Regions from separate parts of the Homo sapiens genome. Here region 2 is linked to region 1. Evidence: chromatin loops called from intact Hi-C (ENCODE). Cell type or tissue: pancreas. All regions are shown on one strand. Each heading gives the region's core, and the rest is flanking DNA. Links, peaks and the distances in the headings are about the cores only.

Region 1 (9,035 bases), core at 596-8,595:
TAGATTTAAAAGTTATATAACAGACATTGACAGAATATGCTCTAGCATTAGGCAAACAAAGTAAATGATGGACAAATACAGATTTTTAAAATCGTACATCTCTTCCCCAAAATGAGGCTTTCCTTGTCCAGCGCTGGGAATGATGAGGATTCCTAAAGTCTTTCTATTAATACTAACTTTCCTAAGCATTACTGCCTTCAAAACAGATGTATAAGGATATTCCTATAAAAGCAGGAATTTTCATATGGAGTTAAGAGGGAGCACTGTTAAAAGTCTACATGTGACCACCACTGCCACTCCATCCCCTCCCTTCACTCCTGCCATATTCTAATGTATTTCCTAGGGAGGCCAGTCCTTGGCACTGCTACAAATAAGTCTTTGCTGTAGCTGTTAAATGCCTTATAGTGGCAAGATATTGTGAACCACTATTATAAACTATCTCCCATCATGCTATAGAAAAAGAATCATTTTCACGGACAGTAATTTCTGGCCAAAATCCTTTCCATCTTCTCCACTTAATGAAATCTTAACTCCTCCTTCAAGGTCCACCCTTGTTCTTCTTTCCCATGAGGGCTTTTCTGACCACTCCAACTCTTTTTTTTTTTTTTTTTTTTTTTTTGAGACAAAGTCTCACTTGTCACCCAGGCTAGAGTGCAATGGCGTGATCTCAGCTCACTGCAACCTCCGCCTCCCAGGTTCAAGCGATTCCCCTACCTCAGCCTCCCAAGTAGCTGGGATTACAGGCGCCTGCCACCATACCTGGCTAATTTTTATATTTTTAGTAGAGATGGGGTTTCATCATGTTGACCATGCTGGTCTCGAACTCCTGACCTCTGGCAATCCACCCACCTCAGCCTCCCAAAGTGCTGGGATTACAGGCGTTGAGCCACTGCACCCAGCCCACTCCATCTCTTTTCTTGACCAGTTGACCTGTGGCATTTGTTTTCTGTATCTGTCATCTGGCATTCATCACACACACTGGCAAGTAACATATTTTGCATTGTTGTTTTAGTTATTGCTGACCATTCCTATGTTTGACTGGGAAAGTCTGAGTCTCAAGGAGTGATGTATCTCATAGCTTATGGGGATTTTCTGGAAGACACATATTAAAGTATAATTCCTTACAGATAAAGGAGAAGGACCAGAAGCCCTAAGGGTGACTGGGTTAAGAATACACAGCAAAACCATCATTTAACTGCAATTTTAGAAGCTTTTGGTTATACCAAAACAATGATCCCCAACCTTTTTAAACAAGATACCTTTTATGCTCAAAATGTGTTAACAAACAAGACCATTACTCATAATAGTAGTCAGGTATTAAATATCTCTTAATTTAAAAAATACATGGATTCAATGAAGTTTTAGTACATACACGTAAGGTATGGTACTTATTCAGTATACAGAACGTACTTGGTATGCACAAAAACTTGGTTTCCCCTAGGACCTCAGGATGGCACATGGTTTAATTTTATTGTACTGTGGACATGATTATTGCCATATTGAAAAGTACTACCACATAAAAATATTTAGAAGGAAGCAAACTAAATATGTATATATTATACATACAAAAAACAAATCCCCACTCCCCTACAAAAAATAAACCCAGCCAAAACCTCTTCAGTAACTCTTCCCATGAAGGGTATATTTTAAGCACACGCCCCAGGGTGAAACAATTCACTTCATGTTTCAGTAAACTTTTCTTGTGGTTTTAAATATAGCAGAAGGAACAAAAGTTAACATAGACAAAATCAAATAGAAAACATTTGGAAGTTCATCTCATGTATACGTCCTGATTCTAGTGAATTCTCAATCGTATTTACCCATGTTACCACTTCCTTAAAAACAACAACAGAAACCAAGAACCCCAGCATCAGTATTTTCCAGCCAAGGCAGAAATATCATTCTAATCTTGGTTCAACTCTTCTGTGCAGTCACCAACAAAAATAAACATAAATAAATCAGCAGTATATAGCATAGTGCTTAAGGGTATTAGCCCTGACCTCAAATCTTGGCTCTGCCCTTTGTTAACGGTACGATCTTGGGCAAGTTACTTCACTAAACTTTGGATAATTTATGTGAAGTGCTTAAAATGATCCTTGGCAGGTTTTAAAGGCTAACAAAAATGATTACTAATTAAGTAATTACATATAATATATATAAATATGTAACAATCAAGTGTATTTTTATAGCAACAATTTCAAAGCTTCCTTTCAATTCATATTTTCAAAGTTCCTTCTTGTCTGGCTTTGACAAGCCTATTCCAGATACCTTAAACCTCCACTGACCTGTAACTAGTTCTACTACCTCCAGTTCTACCCATGGCTGCTACCACAGTAAGTTTTTGGAAAATAGGGAAAGAAAAAACAAACAAAAACCAGGAAACCACTACCATACACCAAAACAACAACAAAATCTACTTTGAAACAGTGAATTCACTCAAGTAGGAATCATTGCCTTACAAAATGAGACAAAAAGGGCAGGAGAAAAAAACAATCGAAGTATTCAAGTATTCTTAAAACCCTTACCTCCAGTTAGGCAAATGATTTGTTTGCTGATTCTAAGCCCAAGCAGATTTTAACATCATTATTGTCTGCAGGAGCCATCAATAACCAACCAGACCTGCTATTGAAAGACTGCTCTCATTAAAATAATTTTCTTTACCACTTAATTTAATTTCACCACTACTCGGCTGTTTTTAACATAAGGCTCAACAACTTCTTCAGGTTTCTCTTTTCCCATGCATTCCAACAAGTACTGAATTAGTTCTTCATCATGTGTTTAGGCCTCCTGCTGGGAAGCATAATTAAAATTAAGCAGGCAACAATTCCACTTGGTACTAAGATCCTGTCAAATCCTCCAAATGAAGCTGGGCCTGGTTTCTCCAGGAACTGGCTGAGTTCTGTAAGGAAAACAGGAGCTGCTCAACTTGATGCTGGCCATTCAGTAGATGGCACTCTTCCCTTTGAGCCCAAATTAAACAGCCCCAAGAAGTATGTCCTGTTACATTCAGGTGTGACACAAAGCAGGGGTTCTCTCTTCAAAGCACTTAACTGACAGTCACAATCCCTCCTGAAATGCTGACTGGTCAAGGCAGACACTCTAAAAGAGCACAGGGACGTTTAGATTATAAGACATCAAACAATATAAAATCATCTAACTTAAGTGATTACCAATTAATCAGCTTCTCAGAGGTTATTACTATCTCAAGCAAATACACTGTTCTTATTGAGGCATAAAATGTTCCTTCCCTATTACATTCTGCTATAACAGTGACAGCCTTTCTGTGGCTAGTGACCGGACCCTTGTCTATCGCATGTTTTACTAAGGTATTTAGCTATGGCAAAGTGCTTAGAGAAATAAGATTTTATCATTATCAACATTCACTATGACAGATGAAGTAAAAATGTATTACTTTCAGCATTTTTAACTGAAAATAAATTTGATGTCCACTTAAAAAAAAAATCAAACATTCTGCCAGGCGCAGTGGCTCACACCTGTAATCCCAGAACTTTGGGAGGCCGAGGCGGACGGATCACGAGGTCAGGAGATCGAGACCATCCGGGCTAACATGGTAAAACCCTGTCTCCACTAAAATATAAAAAATTAGCCGAGCATGGTGGTGGGTGCTTGTAGTTCCAGCTGCTTGGGAGGCTGAGGCAGGAGAATGGCATGAACCCAGGAGGCGGAGCTTGCAGTGAGCCGAGATCAGGCCACTGCACTCCAGCCTGGGCGACAGAGCGAGACTCCATCTCAAAAAAAAAAAAAAAATCAAACATTCTAATATGAAAATTAGTGCAGCTCTAGTTTTTCAAAAAACAAGTATTTTTAAAGCAATGAATTTCTAATTCATTGATAATGTGTACTTTAATAAATAATAGCTCCCAATTATTAAATGTTGAGTAAGGTTTGTCACACTTCTATTTTGAAAATCTTTATTCGAAATTTAACAAGCAGACAGTTGTGGAGAAAGAAAAAAATTCCTTTTAGTGCAATCTCCAATTTAAAGCTAAAATGTTAAGCAATCAGATAGAATTCACCTTAAAAATTCTACCTTCCCATCCTGGCCAACATGGTGAAACCCCATCTCTACTAAAAATACAAAAAATTAGCCAGGCGTGGTGGCCCATGCCTGTAAACCCAGCTACTCGGGAAGCTGAGGCAGCAGAATCACTTGAACCAGGGAGTCGGAGGTTGCATTGAGCCGAGATCACGCCACTGCACTCCAGCCTGGCAACAGTGCGAGACTCCGTCTCAAAAAAAAAATTCTACCTTCCCTTAGGAAAGTGAACTCAACTCTGACAATAAAAACTGTAAAAGAAGGCTGGACGCGGTGGCTCACACCTGTAATCCCAGCACTTTGGGAGGCCGAGGCGGGTGGATCACCTGAGGTTGGGAGTTCGAGACCAGCCTGACCAACATGGAGAAACCCCATCTCTACTAAAAATACAAAATTAGCCGGGCGTGGTGGCGTATGCCTGTAATCCCAGATACTCAGGAAGGCTGAGGCAGGAGAATCCCTTGAGCCCAGGAGGTAGATGTTGCGGTGAGCTGAGAATTGCGCCATTGCACTCCAGCCTGGGCAACAAGAGTAAAAAACTCTGTCTCAAAAAAAATAAAAATAAAAAAACTGTAAAAGAAAGGCAAGGTAAGAGGTACACTGTTTTCACCTTTAAAAAGTTGGCTGTGGAAATAAGGAATACGAACAATGCATCAACTTCATTGCAAATCCCTTTCTACCTCCCATTTGTGCAGCTCAGGCAATGAAGCATTCCACTCATCCAAGGCACTTATGCCCAATCACAACTCCATTTGAGCTCTGACCATTGCCATTTTCCAACCACCTCCTTAGATATTAAAAGGCTGACCTTCTAGAATTTTTTTGTCATGTATTAAGACAAATGAGAACAGAAGTCACGATGCAGCTAACAGTTGCTCACTCTAACTTCCTAGGGCGTAAAAGTGGAGTGTTCTTAGAAGTCCCTGGGGAGGCCTTGACTTCCAAATTTACTTCCTTAGATATACCAAGTAAGCCTAACTATCTTCTTCAGGAGGATGAGTAAACCCAACTTTCTGCTCTAGCATTTAGTCATTCTAGCAAATCAAAAGATGATAGGATGAGAATATTGAATGGAAAAGGAAAACAGAAATGCTGTCCTTGCTCAGGATGAGCTGAGCCATTGTGGAAGAACTGCACAGAAACACTGCTAATGGTGACAAAGACATACACCGAGTTCCCATGACACTAAAAACTCAGCACTTCTCCAACCTGATTGCTTTTACATTGTTTGAGTTCCACCTCCTCTAGTAGGTAACCAACAAACCACCACAGAGGCAGAGTTAAACAGGCTGAGTCACTCACATCAGCACTCTCCTCTTTCATTCCATCTGAAAAGGTGAGCACTTCCTTTGGTGAGGGAGGGGAAAGTAAGAAATCACAAGAATAAATTTAAAGAGGTATGGAAGCTTAAAAAAATAATTTCGTGTATATTACTTGGAGTTAGGTTATCCTGCTTAATCCACTGCTTGCCTTAACGTATCTGTGATCACTGTTATTTTATTGTTTCACTAATATAGTATACTTCTTGAGACACTGGTTTTAAAGACATTATGTTACTGTCCTTAAATTTCTCAGAAGTGTTTTTACCTCCTAGCTGGTTGAGGGAAATGTTTATCCTATGGAAATTGCATATGCCCACTGCAGAAAAAATTGAGTTTCATAACCCTAGATTAAAACCTTAGCCTTGGCCGAGTGCAGTGGCTCACGCCTGTAACCCCAGCACTTTGGGTAGCCGAGCGGGGAGGAACACTTGAGGTCAGGAGTTCAAGACCAGCCTGGCCAACATGGCAAAACCCCATCTCTACTAAAAATACAAAAATGAGCCGGTAGTGGTGGCAGGCGCCTGTAATCCCAGCTATTCAGGAGGCTGAGGCAGAAGAATCGCTTGAACCCAGAAGGCAGAGGTTGCAGTGTGCCGAGGTCACACCACTGCCCTCCTGCCTGGATGACAGAGAGAGACTCCATCTCAAAACAAAACAAAACAAAAACCTAAAAATCCAAAAAAACCGTAGCCTTGTTTGAAGAGGTAGTCATCTTAAATGCCAGTTTATGTACCGTATACAAACCAATCTCCTCAGGCCCATTTTCATTGAAAGAAAAAAAAAAGTAAACATAACATATGGTGCTGATGCAGATCAGTCTGACTTCAAGTAAAGGCTCAATTTAGATCTAACCTTACCTTAAAGATATAAACCAGGCCTGTGGCTCATGCCTGTAGTCCCAGCTACCTGGGAGGCTGAGGTGGGAGGATGGCTTGAGCCCAGGAGTTCGAGACCAGCCTGGGCAACATAGTGAGAGCTGTCTCAAAAATACAAAAGAAGAAAAAAAAAAAAGATATAAACATATGCCAAGGCCTATACATCTTGTACAATAACGGTTCAGCTTTTAGTGGAGTTAAAACTAAGCAATATTATCTTCAAGAAACAAACTTACAAGAACAGTAAGCCTTTTAAAATCAAAGAGAGGTTTCATCCATTTTATACCTTTTGGTGATCATGCTACTACTATTTGGATTATGCTAGACAACTCTGAAAGCCACATTCATTCTTTAAGGTTTCTAGGATACTCTAAATGTATTCCTTCAATGCAGTTAAGTAATGTCCTAGAAGCCTGAAAGGAATTGTTAACGCAGCTTTTCAAACATACTCAACCAAAAACAGTTTAAGGAAACAAGGGGCTCTGATTCTCATTATCTGTGCTACCATCTAAGACTTTAAGTTAAACAGTACTTTCTTAACATTTAACATGTTTTCAACTGGCAATTCAATTTTGAACTTTGAGACTGGTCCAGATATTCAGCAACATTAAAATACACATGAAATAAATAAAAGATCCACAAACCTTTTTTCTCCAACACTTTTTTCCCACATAAAGGTATTACTCTATGCATACTGTTGGTACTCAATAAATATTACATTAATACACCAGGTGAATAATTTTTAACTTTACCTAAAAGGAAGAGAATCCCTCAAGTAGCATGGTTTGACATACGTATACATAGACACACACATCCATAATTAGCTACTGCAAGAATAAAAAATAATCATATTCATCTAAGGGATAACACACTTTTTCGTTCAAGCAACAGCCAATGAAAGACTTCTAACCTGTATGTTTTAGAGGATTCTTGATATATACAACCCATTACAGTAAAAAATTACAGTAAAAATTTGAGACTGTCTTGGCATTTGGCCAAGAGAACTGAATCTCTGGCAGAACCTGAAAGACCTCATAACAATCTCACCTATAAACACTCTGGCATGGACCCGGAGTTCAAACCATAGAGTATTAACAAAGAAGACATAAAGTATTAAGGCACTTATTTTGAATCTCAATGACATGACAGTCTAGGACTGTCCAATTAATTTTAAATTGGGTTTAAATAACTTCAAATAGGTCTACGTTTAAAAGGAAGAATAGCACTCGATTAGATATTTAAAGTTTTTTTAAAAATTCAAACTCTACATATTTAATATTTTCAAAGGAATCTGAAAAGCACTAATTATAACAAAAACAGTGTTTAGTGTGAGAAACAGATTAGTAACCTGTGTCTTCAATAAAGCTTGCACTTTCTCAATTCAACGCATGCTTGTTTTTAAACATTTTTTCCTAACATTACATTGCACTAAGTTGTCAAATGACATTTCATCTATCTACAATAATTCTAAACATTACTTAAAACAGCTCCTAATTTAGTTTATAATTTGTTTGACATATCAACTACAATGGTGAAGCAGCAACACACAGTTCCTTGAGGAATGTGAATGACAAAGTATAAGCCACAAGTTACATCTTTGCATTTAGGGTTCATTTTAGGAAGCAACTCAGGTGGTATTTAGAACAAACTTAAGTTAAAATTTATCTCAGGTTGATATGATGTTGGTAATCAGAAAGGTGATAAGGTTTACTGATTTACTGCAGAACTGGAATCTCCAATGGGAATTAGTGCCCTCTGGGCCACCTGGGGCCCTACATATCTGGTAAGCTTCAAAAAAAAAAAAAAAGACTTTAGTATCTTTAGTAATTAGAAAGATAGCACACTCTAGCACAAACTCTAGCACCCTAAACATATGTTGTGTATCAAAAGAGAATACCCTTTCAATGTCAAAAGGTGACTGTATTTAATGCGGATTAACCACCACTCCTTAGATTTAAGCATAACTTGGTGGTATTAATACCAGAGGATGTGGTTAAACAAGACATGTGCACCTGATAGTCGTGGGAATACTATGAAGACCTCTCACTGGTTTGCAGTAATTACCATGAGCTCAATAGCAACAAGGGGCAGTGGTTACATGGGCTCACTCTTGGGCCAGACTCTGGCTTCAGAACCAACCTGTGTCACCTTGGGAAGATACTTAACCTCTCCATGCCTCTGTTTAGCCACTGGGTTGTTGGAAGGACTAAGTAAATTAAATCATATAAAACTCTTAGTGCCTGGCACAGAGGTTAGGCAAATAAATATTGGCTATTACAAATATTTGCTGAGTCTTCACATGCTGGGTAGCATGACCTAACAGCCTTCAAAAAGATATGTCACTTTACATACTGATAATGATAAACACAAAAAGCACTGAATACAAACCCCATTCTAAGCACTTTACATATAACAACTCGGTTAAGCTAAAGTTCTGATGTGACTGTTCCCCAACACGCTACACAGTTTGTTCAGAGCCAGGTTTCTATGCTTTTATGTGATTTCTTCCCTCAAACACTTCTTATACTCTGATGACATGCATACATGCCACCCAGTACTGCTAACCAACTGCTTTGAAATGGGAGAGATTAACCAGCTAACCACCTGTAGGCTTACATGTGACAAAAGCACTCAGACATGATAGGCCTACTTCAGGAAGCCTCAAAACCTCAGAAGTTGGGCACCACCCTGTATCTAGGTTTTAGGATTGTGTGTAGGAGTTGGGCTGTTGCTGATGTTATGTTCTCTTGGTCTCAAAAGACATTCTGGTTTTACAAAGGC
Region 2 (8,988 bases), core at 989-8,988, 120 kb after region 1:
TACAACCTGGATTAAATGTGGACCTTGCAGGCAGGTGGTAGAGGGGATTGGGAAGGTTTGAAGCCTGGGAGTGTTTGTGGTGCCATCAACAGAAGGAAATGGGTTCCTTGTTTTAGTTCCTGTGGAGAAGAGCCACATAGTTGGGGCGACTCTGTTAAGTGGGACTCTGGATCCTTGCTGTGATTGTGAGAACAAGAAGGAAGGGCTGGCTTCATGTGTGACCTGCCATAGTAGCCTCCTCAGTAATAGAGAGGCTGCTGTTCCCTGTGGCTCTTGTTCCTAATTGTTTCATTTCAGGGTAGATTCTGGGTTGATGGAGTTTCTCCTACGGCTGGGGAGGGGAGGGTGTTGGAGAAGTGAAGGGGAATCTTGAATTCTGTCCTTTGTGTACTTTCCAAAACACAAATATACACACCCACACGCTGTTCCCTGCAAGAGAGAAAACGTACCTCAAATGCATAATTACGCAAGGACTTGGCACTGCAGTGGTCTGCTTCTCTCTGTCCTCTGCAACTCTAAGGGTTTCTTCTTTTTAAACTCAGAGCAAGGGTTGTGGTATTAGGGTTGTTGTATTAATGAGCTTGGGCCCTGGGGGACTTTTATAGCAAGGAATCGTCTGTTCTCTCTGGTAATCTGGATACTTTCATGTACCATCCTAGTCGTATATTGGGATTCGTGGGCACCACTTGCCTCAAAGCAGGAGAATCCTTGGTTGGAGTCAGAGCTGTGCCAGCACTGCCTTTTAGAAATCTTGATTCCTCATCCTCCTCATCCGTAGACCCCATATTATGTTGTTGGGCTTGGCTTAGTCAAAGGGTGATGTTTTGTCAGGGACTGACTCTGCCAATGTGAATTTTTGGCTTTGTTTGTGGTTCCTCCTCCTGGAAGACATGATTCAGATTTTCCTAAACTCTTTGGACCCTACTCCATTCTCCTGGAGTCAGCTTCCTGTTTTGTTTTGTATTTCATAAACAGGCTTTCTCTTGGGGTGGGGTTAATGATTTTTATCCCACAGTGATTTTATCTGTTGTGTTAGAATAATGCTAGCTGTGGTAACACATCTCGAAGTTTCAGTGGCCTGGTATTGTAAAGCCTTATTTCTTATTTCATGTAGCAGTATAGAGTGGGTGTTCCTGGTTGGTGGGGGACTTCCCTCTACCTTGAGGGAAAGTGATTCAGGGATCTAGGCTCTTCCATCCCATAGTACCACCATTTTAGCTGGTGGAAGGGGACAGAGTATGGACAGGGCACACTCATTTGTTAGAGCCCCGACCCAGGTATCACCTCTCACCCACATTTCATTGGTAAGAATAAGTCATGTGACCTCACCTCAATGTAATGAGGCATGGGAATGAAGGCCTGGCTGGGCAGCTACTTTCCAGTGACTCTTCTACACTAAGGAAGGAGCACAAATCTTTGGACAACTGTCAGTTTTTCCCACATACCCTGACTTGGTTTCATTTAGGAGAGAAAAAAATGCCAATAACTTATATTTGGAAACAAGGAGTCCACATCTCCATTCACAGTCTAACTTTTGGTACTTCCTGTGGACCGATGGCCATTTATTCATTCAGTTTCAATTTTCTTGAGAACCTTGTATATTTGAGGCACAGTGCCAAGCTCATGGCTGATGGGAGAAGAGGGTCAGGGAAGGGGAAAGATGTCACGCTAATGTGGACTCTAGTAACTTTAGTCATGCTTATCTTGGCAGTCAGCTGTCAGCTTTACTTGGCAAGTTCCATCGGCATGTGACCAGCCATGTTGATCCCTCTTCTTAAAACCCAGCTCTGGTCATGTCACCACCCTCTCTTCAACTTTTAGTGTCTCTCTAGAACTTGCAGGATAAAGTTCAAGCCTCTTAGTCTGGTGTTTGAGGTCTTTGACTATTTGTCTTCAGACGGCCTTTACAGAAATCTCTGCAGCTGCTCCCTTGAACTTCTTGCCCCTGCCATTAGGCTAATTGGGTGTCGCCTCATGACAGGCCTCTTGCCTCTTGCTTCTGGGCCTTGTCACACCTTTCCCTCTGGACTGTTTTCCTGCTCTCTTCGCCTATCCTTGGTGGCCCAGTCAAACCTCTGAGCTTGGTCTGATGGATCTAAGGCACATCTGAGCATCCTTTAAACTATAGCAAATACCACACTGCATGTTCAGCATCGTTTATATGGCTGTTTATTAGTGTTAATATTTCATGGAATATCTGTCTACTATTGCCGATTGTCCACTTCGAGAAGATAGTTTCTTATGTTTGCTATAGAGTCAAGCTCGGTGCAGTTCATAGCAATAAGTGCTGCAGTTCATCAGATGTTCGGCATGCGCTAATTGCTTTATGTCACACCTCAACCCTTCAAGGTGGGCATTATGTTCATCCCCATTTTACAGATGAGGAAGTTGAGCCCCAGGTTCACCCAGCTAGTAAGTGGGGAACCAGGCTTGAACAGAGTTCTAACTGCTGGTTGTAGGAGATGTCTATTCTGTGGCTGATGAAAGTAGAGGTAAGTGCAGCATACACCTCGTATTCCTTGTTCCCTCAGAATTTATAATCCAATTGTGAGACTAGATGTGTACAACTTCTGTACAAAAGTAGAAGAGGTTGCTTGGCAGCTTGCAAGGGTATGGGCTTTCGAAAGTCAGACCTGAGGCTGGGTGCAGTGGCTCATGTCCATAATCCCAGCACTTTGGGAGGTCGAGGCAGGCGGATCACTTGAGGTCAGGAGTTCGAGACCAGCCTGACCAACATGGCAAAACCCTGTCTCTACTAAAAATACCAAAATTAGCTGGGTGTGGTGGTGGGCGCCTGTAATCCCAGCTACTTGGGAGACTGAGGCATGAGAATCGCGTGAACCTGGGAGGTGGAGGTTGTAGTGAGCCTAGATTGCGCCACTGCACTCCAGCCCAGGCGACAAAGCAAGACCCCATCTTAAAAAAAAAAAAAGTCAGACCTGAGTTCAGATCTTGGTTCTGCCATTTACTGTGGTGTTACCTTGGGGAAGTTAGTTATTTCTCTAAGCTTCATTTTTTTCATCTGTAGATTAGCGAGGGATGATACCTTCCAGGGCTGCTGTGAGGATTAGAATGAGAGGAAATGAATACAGTTATTGACTAGTAGGTGTTGAGACAATAATAAACAATACAGACTAAATAATCTTAGCTAACATTATTTGTCAGCATTATCCAAGGTAGGGTATGGATAAGTGCCAACATGGATGGTCCTGTAAAATTCAGAAATGTGGGAGCCTCTGAAAGCTGAAGTGGGTCAGGAAGCTTCATGGAAAAGGGAGCACTTGAACCAGATTTTTGAGAGATGACTAGCTTTTTTTTTTTTTGTAGTTTACAGATGCTTTATTTGGCTATGTATTGTTTATATTGTTGGAATTAGATGCCAACATTTAAAAATTGGGTAATTTCTCATGAACCCATATTTCTGGCTTCTTCTGAAATATTGAAGGTTAGCAACATGTGGCCTGCATTTCAGAAATCAGAGCTGAGTAGGAGCTGCTGTCTTTAGAAAAGATATCCTTTGTCCTGTACCCTGAGGTATTTGAATTTGAAACCCCATTTATAATCCCTTACGATCTTTTCCCCATTAGATAATGTATTAGTTTCCTATCACTGCTATAACAAATTACCACAGTGACTTAAAACAAATTTATTCTCTTATGGTTCTGGAAGTCTGAAGTCTAAAATGGGTCAGCAGGGCTATGTTACTTCTGCAGGCTCCAGGGAGAGTCCATTTCCTTGCCTTTTCCAGTTTCTGGAGGCCACCTGCATTCCTTGGCTCATGGTCCCTTCGTCCATCTTCGTAGATATGGTTGAGGTTTTAACTGGATGTAGGGAAAAGCTTCATGTCTCTTTCTGCTTGTTCATTTATAATACAAATGTGGGTTGAGGATCTAGTCACCTGTGCTGAGTGCAGGGACAGGACAGATACCCTGATCTCATGGAACTTATATGCTTGGGGTTAAGATGGGGGTTGAGGAACAAGACAATAAACATATAAAAAGTTCATTAAGAAGAGAAACATTGCCCAGCATGGTGGCTCTTGCCTGTAATCCTAGCACTTTGGGAGGCTGAGGCAGGCTGATCACTTGAGCCCAGAAGTTCAAGGCCAGCCTGGCAACGTGGTAAAACCCCGTTTCTACAAAAAAAAAAAAAAAAAAGGTGTGTGCCTGCTGTAGTCCCAGCTATTGAGAAGATTGAGGTGGGAGGATTGCTTGAACCTGACAGGTCAAGGATACAATGAGCCATAATTGTGTCACCACACTCTAGCTAGGGTAACAGAAGGCGATCCTGTCTCCAAAAGAAAAAAAAAAAAAAAAAGACAAATATCTAGAGTATGTGTGTGCTATACAGAGACTTAAAAGTGGCCAGGTGGCTATTATAGCTGGGTAGTACAGGTAGGCCTCTCTGTAGAGGTGATATTTGATCTCAAATGTAATGATGAGAAGGACCTAGCCATACCATGATCAGAAATACTTTTATAGGCACAAGGAAGCACATGTGCCAAGGCCTTGAGGCAGGAATGAGCTCAGGATATGCAAAGAGCAGAAAGGAGGTGGGTGTGTCTGGAGCATGGTGAATGGGAGCAGAGCTGCAAGAGGACTGGCAAAGTCAGATCAGCTGGTACCTTGACTGGGCCAGAGTTTGGATTTTATCTTAAATATAATAGGAAGCCATTGGAGGGTTTTAAGGAGGTTGCTAACATGATCTTAGATATTTGGAAAAGCTCACTCTGAGTGTATGTGCAGAGTGGATTGTAGGGGCGGTAGTCCAGGTAGAGATGATGGAGGCTTGGACTGAGTGCTGCTATTAGAAATGGAGAGAAGTGGGTGGTTTTGAGAAAAAGCCAGCAGCTGTGCTTCTTTGTGCCTTTTTCCTAGCATGCTACAGCTTTGGTTTATTTTAGGCCCTATGCTGTGTTCTAAGGAGACCGCCCCTGGGCGTTGCCAGCTTCATGCCTGGGAGAAGGAGAGTGACAGCCCTGGGCCCAGTGCTTGTCTGGCTTCTGCATAGCCTGTCAGTGTGGAGGTGAGGCTGTGGCCAGCCTTGCTTAGCAATGTCTTTCTGGAATGTTGACCACTTAGGTCATGTCTGGACATTCTTACCCCAGACCTTGTCTCCATCCCAAACTAAACATGTCCATTTGCTGTTAATTCCACCTCCCTTTGGAGGAACTCTTTCCTTGCCTTTGCTGATGGAGAAGTCTAGGTAAACCCTGCGGATCTTCCATCTCTCCCAAGCTTGCCCAGAAAGGGGTGGGGCATCCCTAGAGTACTATGTCCCTGAATGGAAGAGTCCAGCCGGGCTCAGACCTGCACTGCATTCTCTGCCAGTCTTTGCCAGTATCTTCACCCTGTGTCACGGGTGGAAGAGCCCCAAGCCTGTGGCGTCATGTTGGTGGAGAGTGCCCTCACTGTGTATTCCCCATTGTGCGCAGTGATTTTTAGCACAAGAGTTATTTTTAACTTAGTTTTCCCAGCCCCTTAGATGTCTTCTCACTGTTTAGGAAGAAGAGATTAATAATATCTCTTCCATTGCATATGTGCAGCACTTTCAAGTTTCTGGTGAGTTTTGAAAGACATTAACTTACTGTTTCTCACAAGAGTCCTAGGAGATGTGTGGGCCACCCTTCCCCCCGTTGTTACTTTTTAATAAAAAGTCTTGCACACAGTAATTACTCGGTTAATAAACAAGTGAGGATTCTGCAGTTCCTAAACGATGCTGGTGGCCATTTCTTTCTATTTCCTTAGTGCTGTTGACCGAATGTTCTTTATGCTTTAGGAATAAAACGTGCTTGCTGTTGCATTTAGCAATCTGAAATGACCTGTCTTAGAGATGAGGAAATGAGGCTGAGAGAGCTGCCAGGACTTGTTGCAGACTATGCAGCTGGGCCTGGGCTAGTGGGCAGGTGGCCCAGAGCTGCTTTATCCTGCCATTGTGGTTCTCTATGCTGGCCCTTCTAGTATCTCCCTGGAGGCTGGTTTGAGGCTGTGATTGCCGGTGCCTTGGTGAAAGAGGCAGTCCTTTTTTTTTTTTTTTTTAATTTTTGTTTTAATTTTTTGAGACAAGGTCTCACTCTGTTGCCTAGGCTGGAATACAGTGGCACAATCATGCCTCACTGTGCAGCCTCAACCTCCCGGGCTCAGATTATCCTCCCACCTCAGCCTCCTAAATAGCTGGGACTACAGGCACGTGCCACCATGCCTGGCTAATTATTGTATTTTTTGTAGACATGAGGTTTCACCATGCTCCCAGGCTGGTCTCGAGTTCCTGGGCTCAAGCAGTCCTCCCACCTCAGCCGCCCAAAGTGCTAGGATTACAGGCATGAGCCACTGTGCCTGGCTGAAAGGGGTAGTTCTTAACCATATAGCAGGAAAGGAACATGAGGGCCTTTTCCCCCTACATCATGTTGACTGTCCTAAAAATGCCTTGGGTCTGGCCAGCAGCCCCATTCCCCACCCTAAACTTTCTTAACCTTGCCAGGTCCTTTGGCTTGGGAGAATCCTGGTAACTGCAGAAGGAGCAGCAGCTCTGTACTCAGGCAGGCCTGGCTTTGGATCCTGACCTACTATTAACTTGTAAGTGGGCAGCTTACTTAAAGATTCTCTCTTTGAACCTCAGTTTTCTCATTTGCTATTGGTCTTATCCTAGAGAGTGATGAGGGCGAGAGATAAAGTGTCATGCATTGGCAGCCTGGCATAGGGCTTCAGAGTCCAGACTCTGGAGTTGACTGCTTAGGTTCAAATCCTGCCTCTGCTACTTAATTAGCTGTGTGATTTGGGGCAAGTTACTTAAACTCTCTGTGCCTCACTGGCTATTACCAGAAGTTGCACACTTTGACTTGTACCCTTTGCCCACGCGTAAGAATTTCTTACTTTCTTCACTCCCTAACCCCTTCCATACAGAGGCAAGGGGATTATCAGCTGAGAAGACCTTGGTTTTGGACATGACATTTTATTTTGCTGAAGCCTCCTGGATTGGATGAAGCGTTTCCGCTCACTCTGTAGCAGGAAGGGACAGGGTCTGCATGGGAGAGATTGGTGATGCTACCTCAGAGGAGGACCCAAACAGGAAGTTTGGAAACAAGTCAGTATCTACAGAAACTTAAGTTAGGGAATTGTTGGTGCTTAACACAGAAATTCAGCCTTACTTTTCAGAAAAATAACAGATGCCTAAATGTCAGTGGCAAGGAGGGGAGAAGGCTATTATTGGTTTGATTTTTGAGTAAGATCTCAGTGAAGAAAGAGCAGTTTTTATCTGTTTCTCCTGATGTGCTTTGGTTCTCCTAATGAGGAAATAGAGGCTAAAGGGAACAGCTCTCTCTGCCCTTAATTAATTCAATCTTCTGCAGTGTGTGCTAATCTGTTGTTTTCAGCTAGACTGTTGGCTTCTTGAGGGCGGGGGCCAAGGATTCCCCAGTCTTCATAGTCCCCGCTGAGCCTAGCACAAGGCTAAGCAGGCAGAACAGTCTGCTCATGACTGATCGAGGCCCACTTTGTTGTCATCTTTGTTTTCCAGAGTGAGTATATTGCTCCATGTGACTGTCGGCGGGCTTTTGTCTCTGGATTCGATGGCTCTGCGGGTGAGTCACTACTTTTTCTCTGTTCTTGCTGCACCTTTGTTCGCCTCCTAAAAATAACTGAACCGAGTTTCAGCCTGTGATATAGAAGCAAAAAGAAAATGCAAACCAGATGCTCCACATTGACTCTCTGCAGAAAGGTGTGGGTTCCCAGTCTTTCCCTGCTCCCCAAGGTCACCTTTCAGTAACCCTTTTTATTCCTCTCTGTATCTTTGCTTCAAAGTTTTAACAATTTTTATTTTTAAAAAGTTTTTGAACTTTTTATTGAATATAACATACATATAAAAGTTCTATCAATTAAACTGAATATACCTGTGTTACTAGCACCCCAAATAAGAAATGAGACTTTAATATAGTTTCAGAACCTCCTCTCTTAGCTTATTGGTCCCAGATAATTCTCCCAAGTGCTTGGCTTTTGGTTTCTGTTTTCACTCTTGGCTTAAATAACAAAGGTTAACTCTAAGCTGCATTGGTGTTCCTCAAAACCATTATGCCTTTGAGTTTTAGGGTGGACTCCCCACTTCAGGTTTGTTCTCTAAAGCAAGCTGGACAAGGTGGGAGCTCCCCTCCCCTCATGGTTAGCATGCTGCTTCCTTTGGCGTAAGTGCTTGTGTTGGTTGGCGCATTAGGATTGGCTTTGGCTGACACCTCTGCCAAAACCCCAAGTTCTGCCAGGCCTGTGGGAACGGAGGGCAGATAAAGGTAGGAGGCATAAGCTTCCTGCTAGTGACCACAGCAGGAACACTCATAGGGCCCACTTGGTCTTTCTCCAGGAAAGGTGAAACAGCTCCCCTGGGGTGTCTGGTGGAGCAGAGGAGTGGCTGTAATTGCTGAGCAGGAACCATCCCTCCCTGTGTCTTGTTGATTATACGAGACCACTTTGGCCATAGGTCTACAGTTCTCCATTCTCTGTTCTTGACTCATACTGTGCAAGTGGAGTCCTTTTTGTGCAGGGACCAGTGCCAGGTAGCTTGGGTCTCAGGACTGTTCTTTCAGAGCTTGACACACAGCTTGTTTTCAGTAGTGTGGTCTTCTCTTGCCCAGAGGTTTCTTTGGAGTCAAGGACCCATCTGCCCCACTAGGAGCTGATGCCTCTTACTGCTCTTGCCTGTCTACTGTCATTTTGTGCAGCTTCTGAGCAGTTGTTAGAAACCTTTCTTCTTCTTTTTTTTTTCTCCCCTGCTTCAGGCACAGCCATCATCACAGAAGAGCATGCAGCCATGTGGACTGACGGGCGCTACTTTCTCCAGGCTGCCAAGCAAATGGACAGCAACTGGACACTTATGAAGATGGGTGGGTACAGGCATGGCTAGCCCAAACTTAGTTGGCCTGATCTGGGCAGGGATCCTAGAGGTCCTCAGGACTCCTGGATCTTAATCCTTTTATGCAGTCATGGACCCTTTTGAGAATCC

Evidence for each region. Peaks named below come from ENCODE experiments on the same cell type or tissue, not always from the same donor. Only the 100,000 strongest peaks of a DNase experiment are listed, where the experiment ranks them.
Region 2: it touches region 1 in a loop (2.8-fold over the local background); 80 of 110 quality-filtered maps call a loop at or near these places.

What each region holds. Positions count from the first base shown.
Region 1 is chr10:110,010,111-110,019,145 of GRCh38, reverse strand. The region is part of intron 1 of ADD3 (adducin 3); the gene reads right to left. Among named protein-coding and RNA genes, the nearest start is that of ADD3-AS1, 6.2 kb to the right of the region's middle. RefSeq lists enhancers at 3,962-4,767, 5,188-5,247. In pancreas, for the core only: no CTCF peak of the experiment used is centred there; no DNase peak of the experiment used is centred there; H3K27ac peaks cover 2,122 bases.
Region 2 is chr10:109,891,603-109,900,590 of GRCh38, reverse strand. XPNPEP1 (X-prolyl aminopeptidase 1) reads left to right here. Exons shown (of 21, transcript NM_020383.4): 4 at 7,516-7,579; 5 at 8,765-8,869. Among named protein-coding and RNA genes, the nearest start is that of XPNPEP1, 27 kb to the left of the region's middle. RefSeq lists an enhancer at 8,403-8,462. In pancreas, for the core only: no CTCF peak of the experiment used is centred there; a DNase peak (open chromatin) is centred at 5,918; H3K27ac peaks cover 5,213 bases.